2 separate regions of the Homo sapiens genome follow, and region 1 is linked to region 2. Evidence: chromatin loops called from intact Hi-C (ENCODE). Cell type or tissue: heart left ventricle. All regions are shown on one strand. Each heading gives the region's core, and the rest is flanking DNA. Links, peaks and the distances in the headings are about the cores only.

What was found. Peaks named below come from ENCODE experiments on the same cell type or tissue, not always from the same donor. Only the 100,000 strongest peaks of a DNase experiment are listed, where the experiment ranks them.
Region 1: it touches region 2 in a loop (2.1-fold over the local background); 4 of 110 quality-filtered maps call a loop at or near these places.

The regions. Positions count from the first base shown.
Region 1 is chr5:178,432,616-178,438,089 of GRCh38, forward strand. All of the region lies in intron 2 of COL23A1 (collagen type XXIII alpha 1 chain), which reads right to left. Among named protein-coding and RNA genes, the nearest start is that of COL23A1, 160 kb to the right of the region's middle. RefSeq lists an enhancer at 4,525-5,028. In heart left ventricle, for the core only: a CTCF peak has its summit at 2,433; a DNase peak (open chromatin) is centred at 2,376; H3K4me3 peaks cover 404 bases; H3K27ac peaks cover 667 bases.
Region 2 is chr5:178,277,775-178,283,248 of GRCh38, forward strand. All of the region lies in intron 5 of COL23A1 (collagen type XXIII alpha 1 chain), which reads right to left. Among named protein-coding and RNA genes, the nearest start is that of PHYKPL, 48 kb to the left of the region's middle. In heart left ventricle, for the core only: a CTCF peak has its summit at 2,373 (motif pointing right); DNase peaks (open chromatin) are centred at 2,407 and 3,687.

The sequences.
Region 1 (5,474 bases), core at 229-5,228, 150 kb after region 2:
CTGAGCGAGGCCTCAGTCACCCTCCAACTGAAGAGACTCAAGCCAGGAAGCAGGGAGAGGATGCTGGGCAGAAGCCAAAGGAAGTAGAAGGCAAAGAACCCCTAAGCCAATGTTCTGGGGCTGGTAAGGGCCCAGCCCTGGGACAGTCGTGCTGAGTGCCTGCCTGGGACAAGTGCCCCAGGGCCCTCCCCTGCTCTTCCTTGAGGTCCTGGGCACAGGCTCCCTTTCAGCTGTTCTGCTGACCTGTTTGGTCCTTACCCCCCTTGCAGTGGTCACTAGGACTCCCCAGAGCTCCCTTCACCCACCAACCAATTCTGGCAACTCGAATCCACCACACCCCTTACTACTGGTAGCCCTGGACTGCTGAGACCATGGTAGCTGGAGTTCCCTTGGTTTCCCTCTCCGAGAGGTTTATTTCCCTCCTGACACCAAATGCAATGGTGTCTTTTCCATCCTCCTTCCTCCAACACCAACCAGAAGTCCCACAGTTCAGTTCCATCCTGACACTACTGGAAGTTGGTATGGACTCCGCAGGTTTAAGGCCCAGTCCCCCAAGACTGCTCCCACCGCAGAACCCAGCTGTAAGCTCTGGGCCACCAACTGCCAATAAATCAGGGGCTCCCACGACCGCCTCCTCAGGCTCGGTGATTTGCTAGAGTGTTTCACAGAACTCAGGAACACATCCTACTTACATTTACCAGCTTAGAAAGAATACAAATGAACAGCCAGATGAGGGGGTCCACAGGGCAGTGTCTAGGGCGGTCCTGAGGCAGGAGCTTCTTCTGTCCCTGTGGAGTTGGGGTGGGGTCGCCACCCTCCTAACACATGGAAGCTCTCGGAACCTCGTTGCTGAGGGTTTTTATGGAGGCTTTACTACGGGCACAGTTGATCAGATCATTGGCAATTGGTGATTAAACTCAACCTCCAGCCTCTTTCCCCACCCCAGAAGTGGAGGGTGGGGCTGAAAGTTCCAGTCCTCTGACCCGCAGCTCTCCAGGGGCCCTGAGCCACCAGTCACGTCATTACATACAAAGACACTCCTATCACTCTGAATAGTCCAAGGATTTTAGAGTTCTGTGTCAGAACCAGGGATAAATACCAAATACTTATTTTTACCACACTCTCATTCATTTAACCCTCTGTTAATGGCTGAATTGTGCCCCCTTAAATTCACATATTGACGTCTTAACCCCCAGTACCTTAGGAGATTACTGTTTTTGGAGATGGAAACTTTAAGTGATTAAGTTAAAATGAGGTCGTGTGTCCTAATCCAACAGGACTGGTGTCCTTACAACAAGAGAAGATGAAGACACAGACACACACAGAAGGACGGCCATGTGAGGACACAGGGAGAGGCAGCTACCTGCAAGCCAAGGAGAGAGGCCTCAGGAGAAACCAGCCCTGCCCACACCTTGATCTCAGAGCTCCAGCCTCCGGGCCTGAGAAAATAAATGTCCATTGTTGATGCCATCCCAACTGGTACTTTGTTATGGCAGCGCACACACTCACACACCCTCCCAATGCCTCAGGAAACAGCGACTGTCATCTTCTCCACTTTCCAGATAGGGAAATCAAGGCTTAGAGAAGTGGGCTGCCCCAGGTCACACACTGATGCCCCAGGTCACACTGTGGGTCAGTGGCAGGCTGGGCTTTTCTGCTGGCCTCTGCAGCCTTCTTGGGTACCTCCTCCTCACGTACTCACTGGCCCCGAGGCACTGTTCTCCAGGACAGATGCAGCAACCACACATGGTCCCACCAGGACAGCGCCCCTGCAGCACGGTGGCCTCGGGCAAAATGCCTGGACCAGGACTTGGACATTGGGCGGCTGTGTGACAGGCATGGACTCTCACATGTCTGAACCTCACACCTCATCTGTAAAATGGTGAGGTTGGGTGAAGATCAAAGGAGAGGAGGGGCAGCTGAGCCCCAGCCTGGGGCCTTCCCTGGGGCCTTCCACTGGCGCTCTTCCTGGGACCCCAGCTGGGCGCCTGGCCTTGCATCCCAGGTGGGTAATCTGGAGACAGTGGGGGGCTCTGGCCCTGGTGCTGCTGAGGGAGGGAAGAATCTGACCCTACCTGTGCCCCTCTAGAGGCCGGTGCCTCCCCAACATCTCCACTTCACCGCTGAGGAAACTGAGGCCTGGGATGGTGGAGGGCTGTGGGGTATCATTTTCTTAGGGCCCCAGTGCTAGAGCTTAATGGAGATGGGATTCCAGCTCAGGGCTGGTTTCAAAGCCTCTGCCCGCTGCAGGAAGGCAGGCATCCACTTCTGAACCCTCGGTCTCAGCCCTTGCAGGGCAGCCCAGCCCCGACCCTGCCGCCGGTCAAGACTGTGTTTCCCAGGGGCCTCTGCTGCAAGGGAGGGGGTCGGCACCCGTCCAGCACCGCTCGCTCGATTTCCAGCCAGCACCGGATGCAGGCGCTGTGTGCCCAGCGGGGCGAGCAATAATCTTTTCGTCTATTCCTGGCTCCTGGAGATTTGCCTCTCTCTGGGGAAATTACTTTGGGGTCACAGTGAAATTTCTGTGACAGCTAATAAAGTAACCTTTCTGTTTCTGGAACCAGATCCTGGAGTCCGGGACCCCTGTGGGCTCTGTATTGTATTTTTTTCTCCTCTTTTAATCTCCGGATGAGGTGAAAGAAGGGAATGGGAGTGTGGCTCATTCCCAGCTGAACGGGACTTCCTGGCCCAGGCTGGCTCTGACATTTGCAAACATGGAGCTCAGGGACCACGGTGTCACCACTGGAGCCCCAAGTGATCTTCACCTATATGTGGGGTGATTCAGGAGTCCCAACTTCAACCCTCCACTTGGCAAACCTGGGTGCGGAGCCCTGAGCTGGGCACAGAAAGGCAGCCCAGCCCTGGGGTGCAGACCACGCATGGCTCACAGCAGCTGCCATGGTGGCGTTCCATCCCAGCTCTGCCACCTGACCTCAGGCGAGTTACTGAGCTCTCTCAGACTGAGTTACTTCACCTGCAAAACTAGATAACTACAGGATGCATCTCGTGGGCTTCCCGGGCAGCTGCAGAATTTCTGATGAGGAAAAGCGAGGGGGAGGGAGGTGATCTGGTTTCAGGGTGTTGAGAGGGAAAGCTGCTTTTGAAGCCGCAATTGCATGCAGGGCCCTGTTTACCTTAGATGGTATGTTTTGGAGGTGGCCCTGGAGAGGGCACCCCCATCCCCCTCAACTTCCCGGACCTGTCACTGAGGACTGAGTCAGATGACGCGCAGAATCGTCTAACACGATGCTTGCCACATAGGTAGCACAGAAAATGTTGATGCCACATCATTTTAGGACTGTTTGACTCTTGCCCGGGATGAGTTTACAGAACAAGAGGGAGGCAGCCACACAGCGGTCATTACAAGTGCGCCAAATGTGCTGGGCATCGTGGGCATGCACAGCAAGCATGCTTAATTCTGCCTGGGCACTGAAGGCCGACTTCACGGAGCTGGTGACATTTTAACTGAGGCACGAAGGATGCGCCTGGCCTCAACAGGCTGAGTGGGAGGGGAGAGGGAGGTCAACATGAGCAAAATGGGGGCATAGCAAGGACCCTCCTGGAAAAGTTGGGGGTGAGGTAGCCCAGACCCCTGAAAACCATCCTAGGAGGGGATGCTGAGTCCCAAACCCAGATGTCTGGTGTTTAGTGCTATGGACAGTGTGGGAAGTGAGAGAGACAGAGGCAGAAAGACCAGAGAGGAGGCTGCCCCCATCCCAGGCAGCCGGTGTCCAGGTCAGCGGTTGTGGCGAGCACGGGGAGAGGGCAAGAACCTCAGGACCCTGCAAGGCTGCATTGGGGGGTGGGGTCGGGGTGGCTGGAAGGGGAGGGCAGGAAGAGCAGGTGCAGAGGGTGGGGTACGTTTCAAAGGGAGAAGGCACAGAACACCAACTACGGTCCAAACCACCTGGAAACACACTGTGTGTTCTTCCCAAAATGTGCCATTGTCAAGGATGCCCTAGGGCTGACTCGGAACAAGAGCTCCAGAATGCTGAGCGAGGTGCTGCTTCCCTGTGGCATCCCTGTGCAGCGGTGGTGACCAGCTAAGCCCTCCTTACTGAACAAAGAGGTGGGAACTCAAAGATAAACTCTGCTCATTCCTCATTACCCGTCCAGGCCACAGAGCTCACAGCTAACATTTATTGGGTACTTACCATGTGAAGACACAGTGCCAAGCCCCTGGCAGGCTTGGTAAAAACTCTTGAGAAGTGTTACCCCCATTTTGCAAAAGAAGAGACTGGGGGTCAGAGAGGTTTCACTTCTCAGTTAAAGCTGCACAGTGGTAGACGGTGGAGCTGGGGTCGACCTGGCCTGCACAATTGACAGAACGCATTCAGAGCCTCATCTCTCGAATTGCTTGTTTCCTGGTGATCCCCCTCCCTAAGATCACAAGGCTGTGTAGAACAGGGATTTGAACCTGGGACTGTCTATTGCCAAGTCATATATTCTTAATACCCTGCCCTCCACCTCAGTGGAGTATAATCTTGTTCTTTTATCTAATTCCTGGTGGGAGCAAGCCTCGGCCAGGAGGTCATTCAGCTGGGAGTGAGCCACACTCCTGTTCCTGCCCTTCACCTCATCTGGTGATTAAAAGAGAAAAACATACAATACACAGCCCACAGGGGTCCTGGGCTCCAGGATCTGGTTCCAGAAACAGAAAGCTTACTTTACTGGCTGTCACAGAAATCTCGCTGTGACCCTAAAGTAATTTCCCCAACCTCTGGCTCTTTAGGACCTACCTGGGATGAAACAGGGTGCCAGGAGAGGTTGCAGGAGCAGAACTGAGCCGGGTCCAGGGAGCAGGAGGTCGCCAGGATCTGGTCCACTTCTATGGAATCCCCAAGCCCAGCAGGAGCCTCCCATGCCACAGTTGCCAGTGGATGAGTGGATGTGTGGTGGGGAGGAGGGTAGAAGGCTGTATGAGCTGGGCCCCAGCCGCTATCTGCCCAGCAAGGCATGTGGCCTGCCCAGGGGTCAGTCCAGCCTCTGAGCATATGGCCCTGGTCCCACTGAGTTCTCAGGGCCCAGGCCCTGAGGGTACCCACTGTCCCACCTGGATCACACAGTCATGGCCCCGTACTCCCCTACTTCCCTGCTGCTCACCTGGCCCCTCTGTGGCCAGACCTACGTCTCCATCAGTCCCAGGGCCAGCTCCTTCCCAATGTTCATCAGCCAAGATGCGGGAGTCAAGAAGCAAACCCAGTCCTGGAGGGTGCTTGTGGGACGGGACCCAGGACCCCAACCAGCAAGGGGCCTGGGGGGAGGTGGGATGTGGGGTCAGCCTCGGCTGGGCTGAGCTGCTCATGCCTGGTCTGAGTGCCCACCATGGGCTCAGAGGCCCCTGACCACCACAGTGATTAAACTTGAGGTTTAGGCAGGGCTGCTGCTTAGGCCTCAAAAAAATCTCAGCTAATGTGTCTTAATTCCCTGGAAGAGGACCTGGGGCCAAAGATGTGCAGGGGCACAGCTCCTCT
Region 2 (5,474 bases), core at 349-5,348:
CGATCCCAAAAATACCTGCTGAAATGACACATTTGCCCATGACTGGTGGGGAGAGACATGATTACCCTGTCAGGTATCAGAAAATACTGTTCCTCATTAAGGTGGCAGAGAGGAAAGAGCTTGACCCCCGTGGGGTGAGGGAGGATGGAGGATGGGACCGGCGGGCCGGGATGTGTCTGACTGAGCTGCCCAGGTCACCAGCTCAGGCACAGAGGGCTGTTCTGGTGGAAGGAAGTCTGGGGGAACACACCATCAGCTCATTTTGGTGCCAGCCGTGGATGGGGTGGAAATCCAGAGTAGGGAGCAGCAGCTGACGGGAAGTGTGACCTTCACAGAAGGGTGACCGCCACAGCGTGGCCAAACTCCACGAGGCAGTCTAGAGGGAGACAGCGTGACCAGGACAGCTCGCAGCACACACTGAAGCTGCAGTCACTCTGCCTCGCCCTGTGGCCCCTGGACCATGCCCAGGCCAAGCTCTGCCCTCCTGCCCCACCCTTGGGGCATGGTTGGTTTCCCAGCCTCCCTGAGAGCTGCCCCCTAGGCTGTGGGGTGGGCCCTCCTTGGTTTCCACAGACAATTGTCACCCACTGGTAAAGAACTGGTTGAAACCCTTAAAAATGCAAAGGATTTTTATAGAATTTGGATTTCCAGCTTCTCTGGAAATGTTGGAAGATGTGGTAGTGATGACTGCATGTGCGGAACTGCACCCCGATGGGGCGGGTGCCCCGATTCACCCCAGGCCCTGCCGTTTTCTCTGCTCTCCTGCGCCCAACCAGCCTCATCTATTTTCTCACTTGCCGGCGGCTGCAAGCGTCAGTGAGCCCGTGAGCCTGCAATTCTAGCTCAGGTCCATCTCTCCAGTCCTCCCACCCTCCTGGGCCAGCCTCCGCCAGGCCCCCTACCTCCTGCCCCACATACCCATCCTTCCTGCACAGTGAAGGAGCAGGGTACATCCTGATGATGAGGTCCTGCCCCGTAGACCTGGGAGTGAGCTGCTGAATTTCCCTGGAGCGCGTTTCCTCCTCTGCAAACTGAGTGTGTTGCGGATGGAATGGCTCCCTGGATCTGGGCTCACAGCAGGCAGCAGGGGAAGGGTGGGTTAATGAGAGCAGCTGTGACGCGCTGGGCCAGCCCTGGGGTAAATGAAGCCAGGGAACAGAGTGGAGCTGAAGCAATGTGGGCCCTTCCCTCCCTATCTAGATGTCACTGGCCCTGACCACAGACCGGCCAGGCAGAAGCCTCATCATCCCCATTTCACAGATGAAGATCTGGAGCTCGGAGAGGCCAGGACACCAGCCCAAAGCTTTGCTCGAGCCCTGTGCCCTGCCTGCTGACTGCCCCTCCTCTGGCTGCTGTAGCACCTGGCACACCCTCACCCACTGCCCTCAGGGCAAAGCTGTACCCCTGGCCTGGCATTCAAGGACAACCTCTTCCTCCTGAGCGCCTCCTTCCAGACTCACGTGTCACCTCTTCTGAGGAGCCTTCTTCAGCTCCCGCCCCCGCCAGTTTCTCACTTATGGACTCACTGCTCTGTCTTCCTGCCACCTCTCCTCCCACAGTGACCAGCCACATGGCTCCAGTGCCCACCACAGATGCCCTTCCTGACCGGAGGATGTGCAGCCTTGGCTCGCACACCCCTGGTGATGTGGAACTCACTGCTCCCCGGGCAGACTGAGGGGTTTGCAAAGATTTTGTTTAAGCCTGGTCCTTCTCAGGCTAGACCCTCCACCTTGCAGCGCCTGGTTCAATTGTGCCCAGAACCTCCACGTGGCTGGGAAGACGAGGCCTCAGGTTCCAGCCCAGGGAGGGCTCTCAGCTTGGGTGGGTGGGGCTGTGGGCCCCTTTGTCCAGCCACCCGGGGTGGAACTCCAGAGTGGACAAGAGATGGCCAATTCCTCAAGGCTGGGTGCTCCAGGGACACAGGCTTCTCACCTCCCCCTACGCCCTTACCATCCCGGCCCATCTTGGGTGCACCCTCTCTGGATGTTCCCCCTGAAACTCCCCACTTATCAGCATCCTCTTCACCTTCTGACTTCGACTCACACCTCCCTTCCTCAAGGCGGTGCCCCTGACCCCCACCAGGCCAGGTCTGGGTAACGGGAGCCCCGCCTCCTAGCCCTGGCCACGAGGCATAGTGAAGCTGGAATTTGTGGGAGTTTTTTGTTCTGTCTGCCACTCAACCACAGGCTCCAAGTGGGGAGGGACCCCTGGATGTGTTTCCTGCTACCGTATCCCAAATGCCGAAGCGCCTCGTACATAACGAGAACACAGTAAATACCCGCTGAATGGATCAACAACGGTGAAGGGAACGATTCTCTGAATGAACGTCCATCCTGCTGGCTCTCGTGCCCGGCCAGGGAACACTAGAGGGCGCGCTTGACCTGCCGAAGGCTGCCTCCAGCCCTGGCGGACTCTTGCGCTGGACTCCCGCCCTCGGGCCACAGCCTGGGCGATCAGCCAGGACGCTGGCCATTGAGGATGCAGGCCCAAAAGGGGCGCCTTCAGCCTCACAGGCTTCCCTGGCTGGCATTGGTAATGGACAGAGCAGTGGGAACGGTCCCTGAACCCAGTCCGTGTGCCCAACTCTGAAGCTCTCCTGCGTCATCTCCTTGGTTCCCCCAATAGCTGAAGGGGCCGAGGCTTGGCGGGGCCAGGGACGTGCCTGAGGCCACATGGACTATAGACCCCTGGGCCCATTCTGTCTCCACTGCATGGGCTGGACATCGTGCCAGCCCTGGGTCCTGGTCGGGGGCAGCTTCATACCAAAATCACTGCTTTCTCTTTAGTCTATTTGCTTCGAAGACCTGGGCTTGGCTCGGTGACTTTGTGCAGGTCTGTGAACATGTTCTTCCATGTGATGGGGCGAGGATGCTGTGGGGCTGGTCTGTTGCCTGGGGAAGTGGGAGGCGGTTCCAGCCAGTGACCACGCTGCAAACATATCACAGGCAAAACAGCAAAGCGCAGGACCAACCCCCTCTGCTGGGCCCCCTACACTGCTGTCCCTGCTAAGTCTCCTCCCAGAGCTAGGTGTGGACAGGAGGTACCTGGGCTGCTGCCAGGAGGATGCAAAAAACTGCAGCAGATACAGGAGGCATCTGGGAGCCGAGGGCGGAGCAGCAGCTCGGGCCCCACTGACCTGGGGTGGCCGCCTCCTGTGAATGGGCTGCCCCACATGGGACACTCACGGGGACACTGGGGACACAGTGCTGGACCAAGACAAGAGGCTGGACTCAAGAGACTTAGGGCCCTGGGGAGAACGGCCAGCATGGTGGCCCTGGTTGCATCTCCCTGAGGTTCCAGTCTGCGTGCCATTATCAGGGACTCCGGAGTCGGCTTTCATCCGGTCTCAGCTTCACTAGAATCTGGGGATTGTGGGGTGGCACTGTAGGGGTCAGACGGAAATGAGATGGAGGATGTTGAAATCTAAAAACAGATGAATTTGGGATATTTCAGATAAATCGTTTAACTGATTACATTTTTATAATCAAAGCTGTTTTTGAACTACAAGAGTGCAAGAGAGCGTGTGAACGTGCGGTGCTCCATGGGCCTTTCTTGTTCACTTGATTAATTCCAAACCGTCCATCCGAGTCCTTCATTTCAAAATTGGTCCCAGGCCGAGGCCCCGTCTCACAGACCACATTTCAGCCCAGAGCTCTCGCAGTCCCCTGGGGCCCCGGCTGTCGCTGCTCCCAGGACTGAGGCCGGAGATGAAGTGCAGTCACCGCTCCCTCGACTCCAGAGGGGCTTGGGCACGGCGCTCCGGGGCCCAGGAGGTGCCGTGCGTGTGGTTTTGGGTGTGCTCAGAGCTGACCTGTGACGCCTGCCAGCCCTCGTTTCTGTTAGTCATTCAGGCTTCACCAGCAAATTAGTGCAACCGCCTCCTACCCGCACCCCTTCCTCCAGTTTCTGCCCTGTAGCCAAGGAGGCCTTTTCTACTTTTTAATAATTAATTGATTGATTTAAAATTTTATTTTTTAAAACAGACGGGGATTCGGCCAGGATTGGCAGCTCATGCCTGTAATCCTAGCACTTTGGGAGGCCGAGGTGGTCAGATTGCCTGAGCTCAGGAGTTTGAGACCAGCCTGTGCAACATGGCAAAACCCTGTGTCTATTAAAAACACAAAAAAATCAGCCAGGCGTGGTGGTGCGTACCTGTAATCCTAGCTACTTGGGAGGCTGAGGCACGAGAATCACTTGAACCCAGGAGGCGAAGGTTACAGTGAGCCGAGATCATGCCACTGCACTCCAGCCTGGGCGACAGAGCAAGACACTGTCTCCAAAAAAAAAAAAAAAAGATGGGGTTTTGCCATATTGCCCAGGCTGAGCATGCCCTGCTCCGTTCAGCTGCTCCTCTGCAGGGACACCCTGCACAGTGATACAGAACTGGACATTTCATTACCAGGGGAAGATTTAGAAATTCTTCCTAATTTCTAATAACGGCTATGACACGGAGGTATGAATGAGGAATAGGAGAGGAGGTGAAATGAAGAAATGGACTTTTAAGTTTAAGTTAGACTTAGTTTTTGTTTTTCTTTTTTCGTAAAGCAGGAAAGCATCCTAACACTTTGATACCAGGGGTGGAATACAATAGTTGGGAAGGGAGCAGCAGGGCTGGATACAGACAGGTATGAGCAGGAGAAACCAAACATCCTCTCCAAGTATGTGTTTCTGGGGGTGGTCTGAGAAGCACTCTCCTGCCAATAAGCAGCCCATCCTGGCCCCGGCCCTGCTACTGTAGACAGCTTGAGAGGCTGGCTGGTTGGTGTGAGGGAGTAGGGTCACATAGCCTGGGTGCTAATCCAGGCTTTGGCATGCAAGCAGGCCGTGTGTCTCAGCTAAGTCCTGTCACCCTCTGAGCTCAGATTTCTCATCTGTCAGGTAGGGTTGAAACCACTAGCCTCCCATGGTGAGACGGCATGCATGAGTGCGCACCCAGCAAGCACTCAATACTTGCACCTGCTTCCCTGGCACATTGGAAGGGCTTTGGGAGATGAAGGGTGACAGTCTTTTCTTCTCTGTTCCCAAAGGAAGCACCATGAGTGGGGGATCTCCAACCCCTTGGCAGTCTATCTCTGGGGACAAGTGATTTTTCTTTTTTCTTTTTTTTTTGAGACATGGTCTCGCTCTGCTCTGTCACCCAGGTTGGAGTGCAGTGGCGTAATCTTGGCTCACTGCAACCTCTGCCTCCTGGGTTCAAGTGATTCTCCTGCCTCAGCCTCCCAAGTAGCTGGGACTACAGGCATGTACCACCACACCTGGCTAGTTTTTGTATTTTTATTTTTATTTTTTTTGGTAGAGACAGGGTTTCACCGTATTGGCCAGGCTGATCTTGAACTCCTGACCTCAAGTGATCCATCCGCCTTGGCCTCCAAAAGTGCTGGGATTACAGGCGTGAGCCACCGCGCCCGGCCGGGACAAGTGATTTCTATAAACACAGAGTCAAGTTCCATCCCCCAGCCCTCGCCTCTGTCTTG